Regions from separate parts of the Homo sapiens genome. Here region 2 is linked to region 1. A link is a loop called in an ENCODE intact Hi-C map of the cell type or tissue named here. Cell type or tissue: heart left ventricle. All regions are shown on one strand. Each heading gives the region's core, and the rest is flanking DNA. Links, peaks and the distances in the headings are about the cores only.

Evidence for each region. Hi-C counts contacts between places; a loop is a spot of excess contacts. Peaks named below come from ENCODE experiments on the same cell type or tissue, not always from the same donor. Only the 100,000 strongest peaks of a DNase experiment are listed, where the experiment ranks them.
Region 2: a loop joins it to region 1, with 2.3 times the contacts of the local background. A loop is called at or near these places in 64 of 110 quality-filtered maps.

What each region holds. Positions count from the first base shown.
Region 1 is chr10:6,011,462-6,016,815 of GRCh38, forward strand. It overlaps IL2RA (interleukin 2 receptor subunit alpha), which reads right to left. Exons shown (of 8, transcript NM_000417.3): 8 at 1-1,435. The coding sequence ends at 1,411. LOC124902368 (a long non-coding RNA gene) reads left to right here and starts at 3,997. Exons shown (of 3, transcript XR_007062042.1): 1 at 3,997-4,070; 2 at 4,803-4,871. In heart left ventricle, for the core only: a CTCF peak has its summit at 2,872 (motif pointing right); no DNase peak of the experiment used is centred there.
Region 2 is chr10:6,071,960-6,077,340 of GRCh38, forward strand. No RefSeq gene overlaps it. Among named protein-coding and RNA genes, the nearest start is that of IL2RA, 12 kb to the left of the region's middle. RefSeq lists an enhancer at 434-483. In heart left ventricle, for the core only: no CTCF peak of the experiment used is centred there; no DNase peak of the experiment used is centred there; H3K27ac peaks cover 641 bases.

The DNA.
Region 1 (5,354 bases), core at 355-5,354:
CGAACTCTTTTAACAAGGCCTCCCGGTGATTCTAATATGCTGAACTTTTTGATAATGTTCAAGGACTGCTGGTATGCTCATCTTGTCTTTTTTTCCTTAAAGACAGGATCTTGCTCTGTTGCCCAGGCTGGAGTGCAGTGGTGCCATCATGACTGACTGCAGCCTCGAACTCCTGGGCTCAAGCAATCCTCCTGCCTCAGCCTCCTGAGTGGCTAGGACTACAGGCGTATGCCACCACATCCAGCCAATTTCTAATTTTTTGTAGGGATGTGTCTTGCTATGCTGCCCAGGCTGGTCTCAAACTCCTGGCCTCAAGAGATGCTCCCGCCTTGGTCTCCTAGGGAGCTGGGGTTATAGGCCTGAGCCACCGTGCCAGGCCTGATGCGCTCTTTTCCGTGGTTACGTTCTACCAGTGTGACCTCCATCCCTTCTCCCTCTTCACTTCCTTCTTTCTTTCCTTCCTTGCATAAACATTGAATGTACGGATCCCTTTTTGGTGTTTTTAGACACTTCTCAGGAAACGTACGCATTGATTTGCACCTTGTGTGTCCACCTGTAAACATCAAATTAGTGCAGGCCAAATTCAGGGTATCATTCATAGCAATCCCAAAGAAACTAACTCTTAAAGAGGCCAATTAGTAACGCACAGGTAAAACTTTGCTAAGTATGATTCTCTGCCTGGGACCTCATTCATCCTTCTGTTCCTGACATTGCCTCATGGGTTTGGCTGCCCCGTTTTGAAGTTACCCAAAGATTATTCTGCCATGGCCTCTGTTTTTTAGAAATTCAAGACTGAAGGCTCAGTAGAAGGGGGTTAGCTTAGAGGATTGAGCCAAGGGTAAAATGATTTCTGGGTAGCAGCCCAGAGTTCTTGAAGGATGTTTATTAGGCAACGTGAACGGGAGAATCAGCAGTCAGAAGCGGCTGAGAAAGGAACCACGCAGACAATGTCCAGTTGTATAGGGTAGAGTGTGTGTGTTGTGTATTTACGTTAGTGCTGGGGCTTTCCTTGGGACTCCTGAACTGGGAAGTTGGAATGAGATGAATGTAAACCTACTTTTCTTTATACTACATATAGGGTGGAGAGAGTTCCATACCATTCATGCTTTAATGAACACATATACATGAAAATAAGATGGAGAGTTCTAGTGGTTTTGCCCTTCCTCTTCAACGGCGAAATTGCTATTTAGAAGTGGGTAGCGCTCGCTCTCTGATGGGACTGAGCTGGCATAGAGACAAGGTTGCCACTGCCCCGTGTCCTGTGATGTGACTTCAGAGCTTCCAAAACGCAGGCAAGCACAACGGATGTCTCCTGGGCGACCATTTAGCACCTTTGATTTCACTTGGGCTTCATGACTTCTGTTGTCTGTTCCCGGCTTCTTACCAAGAAATTCTTGTTCTTTTGGTTTTCTAGATTGTTCTTCTACTCTTCCTCCTGTAGTGGTGTAACAAAGTCACGGTCATATGTGTAACACGGCACCAAAAAAATGTGGTCCTCACTCTAAACCAGTGCACACGCCACCATGCCTGGCTAATTTTTGTATTTTTAGTAGAGATGGGGTTTTGCTATGTTGGCCAGGCTGGTCTCGAACTCCTGACCTTGTGATCTGCCTGCCTCGGCCTTCCAAAGTGCTGGGATTACAGGTGTGAGCCACTGTGCCTGGCCTAAGTTTTTATATGGCAGACAATAGCTGTGGAACAGGAATAATAAACAGCAACTAACTGTGCTAAATGATGTGCATGCAGTAAAGCACTTGGTTTCTAGCCAGCACTGTGCTATAGAACTTTCTGAGATGATGGAAATCTTTTGCAGTTGTGCTGTCCGATAACACAGACACCTGTGGCTAGGGAACGCTTGAAATGTGGCTAGTGCAACCGAGGAACTGAATTTTTAATTGTATTTAATTTATTTGAGTTTAAATACACTTAAGTATCCACAGGTGGCTAGTGGCTACTGTATTGGACAATACGGTCTTAGCCTTTTCCCAGTTCTTATTTGGCTCATGGGAATTTCTAATTACTCCCTACTTTGCACAGAGTTCCCATAGCACAAGACTCCAAGCAGAGGTGTGCTGGTGATGTTTAACAAGCAGCTCTCTGATGACGGTTGCCTGTCTTCCCTGGTGTCAATCCTCCCTCCACACACAGCTTCCAGCTGGCAATGTGACATCACTGATCACGCGGTTGGGAAGAGATGCGCGGTAGCCACCGTCAAACGGTATTTCCACCATGCGGACACAATAGATGTAAACCACCCAGCGAACAAAGATAACAGTAAAAGGTAGCAAATAATTAGGAAGTGATCAGTTGTAAGTAATTCTTGCCTTTGTTTTTAATATAATTTATTAAATTGTAAATTTAAATATTTTAATTTTTTTTTTTTTTTTTGAGACAGCGTCTCAATCTGTCACCCAGGCTGCAGTGCAGTGGCATGGTCACAGCTCACTGCAATCTTGAACTGCTGGACTCAAGGGATTCTCCCACCTCGCCCTTACCAGTAGCTGGGACTACAGGTATGTGCCACCTCGCCTAGCTAAGTTTAAAATGTTTTTGTAGAGACAAGGTCTCACTTTGTTGCCCAGGCTGGTCTCAAGCGAGCCTCTCACCTTAGTCTCCCGAAGTGCAGGAATTACAGGCAGGAGCTACTGCTCCCAGCCTAAATACTTTAATTTTCCATAATGGCTATGCTTAAAAACCAGTTTGCAGAAGTCCCGAAAATTTAACCGCTGGCTCTCACAAGCCACTGTGAGCCTTCTGTAGCACATCACGGGCTCCTGGTCATTGCCCGAAACAAACAAAAAATATTTCCCCAACCAAAACTCTCTGGCTGGGCTACAGTGATCTTTCGGTAATTCAAATGCAGCATTTCTGTTGCCACAAGAGGGCACCATGGGTTGATATCAGATTCTAGGAAGGCTTTTGGACAAACTGACTAGAGGGGTCATTTCTAGATGTATGTTTGAGTCTCCCCAAAGATTGTAGTTCTGGGAGACCTTGTGGGAACTCACATAGGTTCACACAGTTATTTGTTTCACAACATAAACACTGAACCATTCCTACTTCCAAATAGCTTTGTCCTCTGGGCCCGAAGGCTTTTGATCTTCAAACTAACAAATGAAAAAAATCCTTGCAAGGTGTTAAGGCTTGTCAGGTGTTCAGCCTGAGGAAGGAGAGGATGCAAGTACTGAGTACACGTACAACATGTCAGCCACGTCACATCCTTCCCCTCCTGGAAGCCTAAAATGACACCTTAGGAGTCAGCTAACCCCTTAGAGAAACTGGTAGACTGCCGGGTATATGAATCATTCCTGCTACAATAACCCTAGGGGGCTTATCATTTGCACTGCAGTAATTTATACTTTTTAATTCCCATGAGGAAAATTAGGAGTATGTTATGGACCTGATGACCCATATAAGAAGGGAAGAGATATTTTATTTTTCTCTCTGGCTGGGCTAAGGGCTTTGGTTTTGGGGGAGTGGATCTGTATTTTCTCAGGGTCTTACTGTGGAGTTTGTATCAGGGTTGGCCAGAGTGGATGCTGGCAGGGGTCAGGGAGGCCCTGGATAATCAAGAGAGAGACAGAGGGAGTTTCTAGAGTTTACTTTTTCTTTTTCTTTCTTTTCTTTTTTCTTTCTTTCTTTTTTTTTTTAAACAGAGTCTTGCTGTGTCACCCAGGGTGGAGTGCAGTGGTACGATCTCAGCTCACTGCAGCCTCTGCCTCCTGGGTTCAAGCGATTCTCCTGCATCAGCCTCCCGAGTAGCTAAGATTATAGGTGCGCACCATGACAGCCAGCTAATTTTTGTATTTTTAGAAGAGACAGGGTTTCTCCATGTTGGCCAGGCTGGTCTCAAACTCCTGACCTCAAGTAATCCGCCTGCCTCGGCCTCCCAAAGTGCTGGGATTACAAGCGTGAGTCTGGCCAGCTTCCCTGATTCTTAATGCTGTTAGCCTAGTGCGGTGATCCTCAGAGTCTGCTCCCTGGAACGGCAGCGTCAGTATCACCTGGGAACCTGATAGAAATACAGATTCCTGGACCTAAGCAAGACGACTGCGTCAGAAACTCCACAGGTGGGACCCAGCAATCTGTGCTTTAACAAGGCCTCCAGATGATTCTTTCAACAAATGTTTTTAAGTTGACACATAATAGTTATATATATTTATGAGGTATGTAGGGATGCTTTGATACCTACAAGGTACAGTGATCAGATCATGGTATTTAGCATATCCATCATCTCAAACATTTATCGTTTCTTTATGTTCCTACAGATGATTCTGGTGCTAGTTCAAGTTTGAAAACCAATGGCCGGGTGTAGGGTTGTCAAACCTGGATGCATATGTATTAGATACATCTGAGGGGCTTTAAAACGTACGACTATCCCAGACATAAAAGGCCACGTGATTCCATTTACACGAAATGTCCAGAATAGGCAAATCCATAGAGACGGAACATAGAGTGGTGGTTTCCCGGGGCTGGGGAGAATGGGGAACTTGGCAGTGTGGGGCTTCTCTTGGGAATGATGGAAGTATTCTGGAATCAGTGGGGATGGCTGTACAACATTGCAAACATACTAAATACCACTTACTGTGGTTTGAATACATCCCCCAGAGCTCAGGTGTTGGAAACTTAATCCCTAATCCAGCAATGTTGACAGGTGAGATCTTGAAGAGGTGATCAGGTCGCGAGGGCTCTGCCTCATGAATGGATTAATGTTGTTATTGCAGGAGTGGGTTTGTGATAAAAGCTGAGTTCAGCCCCTCCTGCTGTCTCTCACTCTCTTGCCCTTCTGCCTTCTGCCACAGGATGACGTAGCACAAACGCCCTTGATACATGGGGGCCCCTCGACCTCAGACTTCCCAGCCTCCAGAATGGTAAGAAATCTCTGTTCTTTATAAGTTATAAATCTCTGTTCTTTATAAATCTCTGTTCTTTATAAGTTACCCAGTCTCAGGCATTCTGTTACAGTAGCACAAAATGGGCTAAGACACCACTGAACTGTACATTTTATGATGGTTAAATGATGAATTTTATCTCAATTAAAAATACGTACTGATGTCTTGGGCTCACCCCAGACATTCTGACTGGAGCCCAATCATTGATATCTTTTACCTTTTTCTTTTTTTTTTTTGAGACAGAGTTTCACTCTTGTTGCCCAGGCTGGAGTGTAGTGGCGCGATCTTGGCTCACTGCAACCTCCGCCTCCTGGGTTCAAGTGATTCTCCTGTCTCAGCCTCGCAAGTAGCTGGGATTACAGGCACCCACCACCACGCCTGGCTTATTTTTGTATTTTTTAGTAGAAACAGGGTTTCAGCATGTTGTCCAGCCTGGTCCTGAACTCCTGACCTCAGGTAACC
Region 2 (5,381 bases), core at 209-5,208, 60 kb after region 1:
GAAGGGCTGAGGGGACGTGGGCTCTGTCAACTTCTTCTTTTGGGAGCATCGAGTGCTCTCTGAAATGCACTCGCCTCTCCCTAAGAGCGGAAGTGGGCTGGGTGTGGGGGCTCACACCTGTAATCCCAGCACTTTGGGAAGCTAAGGCAGGAGGATTGCTTGGGACCAGGAATTTGAGACCAGCCTAGGCAACATAGTGAGACCAGATTCTCTAGAAAAAAATTAAAAATTAGCTGGGTGTGTTGGTGCGTGCCAGTAGTCCCGGCTACTCAGCAGGCTGAGGTGGCAGGATCCTTGAGCCTGGAAGGTTGAGGCTGCAGTGAGCTACCGATTGTGCCACTGCACTCCAGCCTAGGCACAGAGCGAGACCGTGTCTCTACAATTAAAACAAACAAAAAAGAGCAGACCAGCTTCTGGGAACTGAAGGGGGTACCTTTGTCTTCTGAGTGCATGAGCAAGAGAGCGTGAGGAAGAAAATACAGTATCTTGTTTATTTTAGTTTCTAAACAACTTCACCCTCATCCATAAAGACCCACAGTTTCCCCCAGAAACTTCTGTCAGAGCTTGAGAAAATAAAAACAAAGACCAAAAACAAAGCAGGGACTTCCTGGGTAATGAAGCCAGAGGATTATTTCATAACAAGCATACTTTTTTCATGTGACATCTGGAGGGTTAAGTTAGAACAGAGAAGCCAGCCACCTGCCAAGAAGGTCTGAAGAACCCAGAAGCGACATTAGCAAGGGGTTCGTTTCACGGAATCCAAAGGTCTGTTTCGTCAATCATGGCCAGATGGGGTATTAACAGTATCTCGAATTGACGAAATTCATTTTTTTTCTGAGAAGTTCGAAACTTTTTGTTTGAGTAACCTCATTCTTCCCCTCCCCAACATGCGATGAAAGATTCTGTTCCTTGTCTGTTAGATGAAGAGACTGAACTCTGTTGAGATTAGGCTAATTTCATCCCTGGTGGGTGTGGGATGAATTTCTAGTTCTCTCACTTGTCTTTTTCTTTCTCTTTCTCTTTCTTTTTAAAAATTTTACTTTAAAACTGACAAATAATAACTGTACATATTCATGCGTACATAGTGATGTTTCGATACATATGACGTGCAGTGATCAGATCAGCATAATTCGCACATCCATCATCTCAAACATCCATCATTTCTTTGTGTTGGGAATATTCAATATCCTCCTTCTAGCTATTTTGGGTTTTGTTTTTGTTTTTGTTTTTGTTTTGAGATGGAGTCTCGTTCTGTCACCCAGGCTGGAGTGCAACAGTGCAATCTCAGCTCACTGCAACTTCTGCCTCCCGGGTTCAAGCAATTCTCCCGTCTCAGCCTCCCAAGTAGCTGGGATTACAGGTGCCCGCCACCACACCCGGCTAATTTTTTGTATTTTTAGTAGACTCAGGGTTTTACCATGTTGGCCAGGCTGGTCTCAAACCCCTGACCTCAGGTGATCTACCCTCGTCGGCCTCCCAAAGTGCTGGGATTACAAGTGTGAGCCACCGCCCCACCTCCTTCTAGCTATTTGAAACTATGTAATACATTATTAACTGTAGTCATCTTATAGTAGTACAGAACACTAGAACTTATTCTTCCTGTCTAGCTGTAATTTTGTATCCTTTAATAAATCTGTCCCTATCACTCCCTTCCCATCTCCCTTCCCACCCTCAAGTATCCTCCTTCTACTTTCTACTTCTGTGAGACTGACACTTTTTAGCTTCCACATGTGACTGAGAACATGCAGTGTTTAACTTTCTGTTCCTGGCTTATTTCATTTTTTATAATTCCTCCAGTTCCATCCATATTGCTGAGAATTACAGGATTTCATTCTTTTTTATGGCTGAACAGTATTCCATTGTGTATATATACCAAATTTTCTTTATCCATTTATCTGTTGTTGGATACCTAATAACTGTCTTTTTCTGAAAAAGCCAGCTCTCTCCTTTATGACCCATATTTCCCCATGTTAGTAACTTATTTGCCTTTTTTTTTTTTTTTTTTTTGAGACAGCAGGATCTTGCTCTGTTGCCCAGGCTGGAGTGCAGTGGCATGATCTCAATGCAGCCTCTAACTCCCGGGCTCAGGTGATCCTCCCAGTCAGCCTCCCGAGTAGCTGGGATTACAGGCTCGTGCCACCTTGCCTGGCTAATTTTTGTATTTTTTGTAGAGACAGGGTTTCATCATGCTGCCCAGGCCACTCTCAAACTCCTGGGATCAAGGGATTGAACCATCTCAGCCTCCCAAAGTGTTGGGATTACAGGCGTGAGCAACTGTGCCTAGCTTGTCTGCCTTTTTAAGACAAATAATGGAATTCTTCATTTTCTGCCGAGCTCATTTTTGGTGCTCTGTTGCCACTACTATTTATTGAGTACCTACTATGTGCCAGGTACATAAGTACTTGTATCATATTGAGAATAAGACAGACCAAATCCATGCTATTATAATGCTGCTCAAGTTCTGAGGAGGTGAACAGACAAGAAGCAAATAATCAGATGAAAATATGGTGTAATGCTCTGGATGGTGAGTCTCACAGAGAAGAACAATGCAGGTAAGTCAATCATGCCAGGGATGGGGTGGAGAGGATGCTCATTCAGGTGACGAAGTTGAGGAAAGCCATTGGATGGAGCCGGGATACAGTGATGGAACAAACCATGTCTCTGTTTGGGGGAAGAGCGTCGCTGAGGAGGAAAGACTCGATGTCCCAGGAACAGCAAGCAGGCTGGCGTGACTGCATGAGCCAGGGGCCCAGGTCAGAGATGCAGGTGGAAAAAGTAGGTAGGGGCTGCGTCAGTGAAGGACTTGTAGGCCAGGTGAGGAGTTTGGGATTGTATTCTGAGTTGATGGGAAACTATGGGAAGGTTGGGAGCAGAGGAGAAGTGATGGGGTCATTGCATTTGTCAGCCGAAGAGGCGGTGGTGAGGTCTGAGGCCATAGCAGTGGAGACGGTAAGCAGTGACCACTTAGGGAATCTACTTTAAAAGTGGAACCCACAGAACTTGATTGATTGGATGCAGCAGGGTTGAGTGGGAGGAAAAGAGAAGAATCAACGTGACTCAGATTTCTGGCTTGCGTACTCAGTGAAAGATGTTGCCAGTTACTAAGATAAGTTACTAAGATAGGGAGCTGGTTAGGATTATGAGGAGCTGAGAGCTCTGCTCCGGCCGTGGCAATCGGCACCTGCATGGAGATGCTGTAGAGGTGCTGGACCAACAGCTCATCTGAGAGGCTGTGCTCCAAAGTGGAGCAGAGGGTATGGGGCAGCAGCGGGAGGCAGTTGTGGGGACTGCAACTGCGAGGTTTCTTTTCAAATAGACTTTGTTTTTAGAGCAGTTTTAGACGCACAGCAAACTCGAGTGGAAGGGAGAGAGAGTTCCCCTGTGCCTCCTGCCCTCACACCCGCACAGCGCCCCAACTATCAACACCCCTACCAGCGTGGCGCATTTGTTAGAACTGATGAAACTACTTCATTTCAACCGAGCGGTGTACGATCTATTCTTCTGGGAGAAAGGGGGGTGAAATTGCAACAGTTAGCCCTTCCTGAAAATAAATATGTGTGGGGGGTATGTTGGTATATTTCCGAGCACTGTAGCATATTCACCAGTCACCTGCCTGGTGCACTTGGGAGTCATCCACCCCACAGTCCCCTCCACCCCACAGTCCCCTCCACCCCACAGTCTCCTCCACCCCGCAGTCCCCTCCACCCCCCAGTCTCCTCCACCCCACAGTCTCCTCCACCCCGCAGTCCCCTCCACCCCCCAGTCCCCTCCACCCCACAGTCCCCTTTGGGCGTTTTTGCACAAAGTATTCAGCGCACAGCTTAGTTGCATACACTCAGGTGTGAATAGGTGACTACCTGGGATGTTGAAATCCTGGACAGCTGGAATCTGTACACATGGTCTTAAAATGACAATAGCCGTCTAACTGTTTTTGTAGCACCAGGAGCAATGTAAAGACACACCACCTGTGCACCAGGACAGCACAGAGGTGAGCTCACTATTAGTTTCTAAGTATTTCCAACACTTATATCTTTGGAGTTTTCTTTTTAAATGTTTAAATCAAACGTCTTGGCTAACGCTTAATCAGGGTCATGTTATTCATGCACACCTCAACATGATTGTGTTTTGGAATATATACCACAATTCTTCCCTTGTAAATATACCCTGAATATTTAATAAATAGTTGCTCGATGAATTAATTGATTAATTATAATCAAAGTCTGGACACTAGAAGAATAAAGAAGAAAAAAAAGAAATCTGGCTGGGTTCAGTGGCTCACGCCTGTAATCCCAGCACTTTGGGAGGCTGTGGCAGGCAGATCACCTGAGGTCAGGAGTTCGAGACCAGCCTGGCCAACATAATGAAGCCCTGTCTCTATGAAAAATCCAAAATATTAGTTGGGTGTGGTGGTATGCATCTGTAATTCCAGCTACTAGGGAGGCTGAGGCAGGAGAATCACTTGAACCCGGGAGGTGGAGTTTGCAGTGAGCCGAAATTGTGCCAGTGCACTCCAGCCTGGGCAACAGTGCAAGACTCTATCTCAAACAATAACAACAACAACAAAGAGATCTGTGCTTGGAGCTTCCAAGGGACAGCAAGAGATAACATGGTGGAAGGTTGTGGGGGATAGAGGTGGTGCTTGTTAGGATAGGGAGCAGGTCTGAGAGGGGAAATTGGAAGACACCAAGGGCAAGCTTTTCACACTACCCAAACGTTCCAAACCACCACATAAAATGTTTTTTCTCTGCTTTGCTGTTACTTTTCCTCTTCTTTTTATCTCTACTTTTTCTCTTTCTCTCCTGCTGTTTTCCATTTTGAACATTTCTTCTTTTTTAACTTCTATCCCACTCATTATACCAAGATCAAACAATAACTTATACTAATAATTTAGACCTTCTTTTCTTTGGACTTTTAAAATTTTTGTTTTTGAGTGAAATACATGTTTATTGTACAAAAATTTATATGATCCAAAAGGGGAAAACGATAAAAAGTACATTCCCCTCTACTCCCTGTCCCAAGCTACCCACTTACCCTCCCCCGAGACGAACCAGTTTTTTGGTGTGCATTTGTCCAGAGAGTTTTCTAAGTGTGTAGGAGCATGTTGCATACATAGTCATCAGTGCTGTCTAGACACTCAGAAGGCAGACAAGGAGATGGATTTGGGATTGCAGGATACTGATTGGGATCAACCTCTGTGAAAAGACGGGGAAGGAAGAAACAGGACTGGGCAGCGGGAGAAGCCAAACTGCCACACAACCTTTGCCAGCCATGGGAGCTGCAGAGCACCTGGCGGGTCAGTCATCCTGGGGTGCGCCGGCATGGCCGACCCTGTCTGCTCCCACCACTATCTGTCATTTTGGATCCTGTGAAGAAGGGTATCC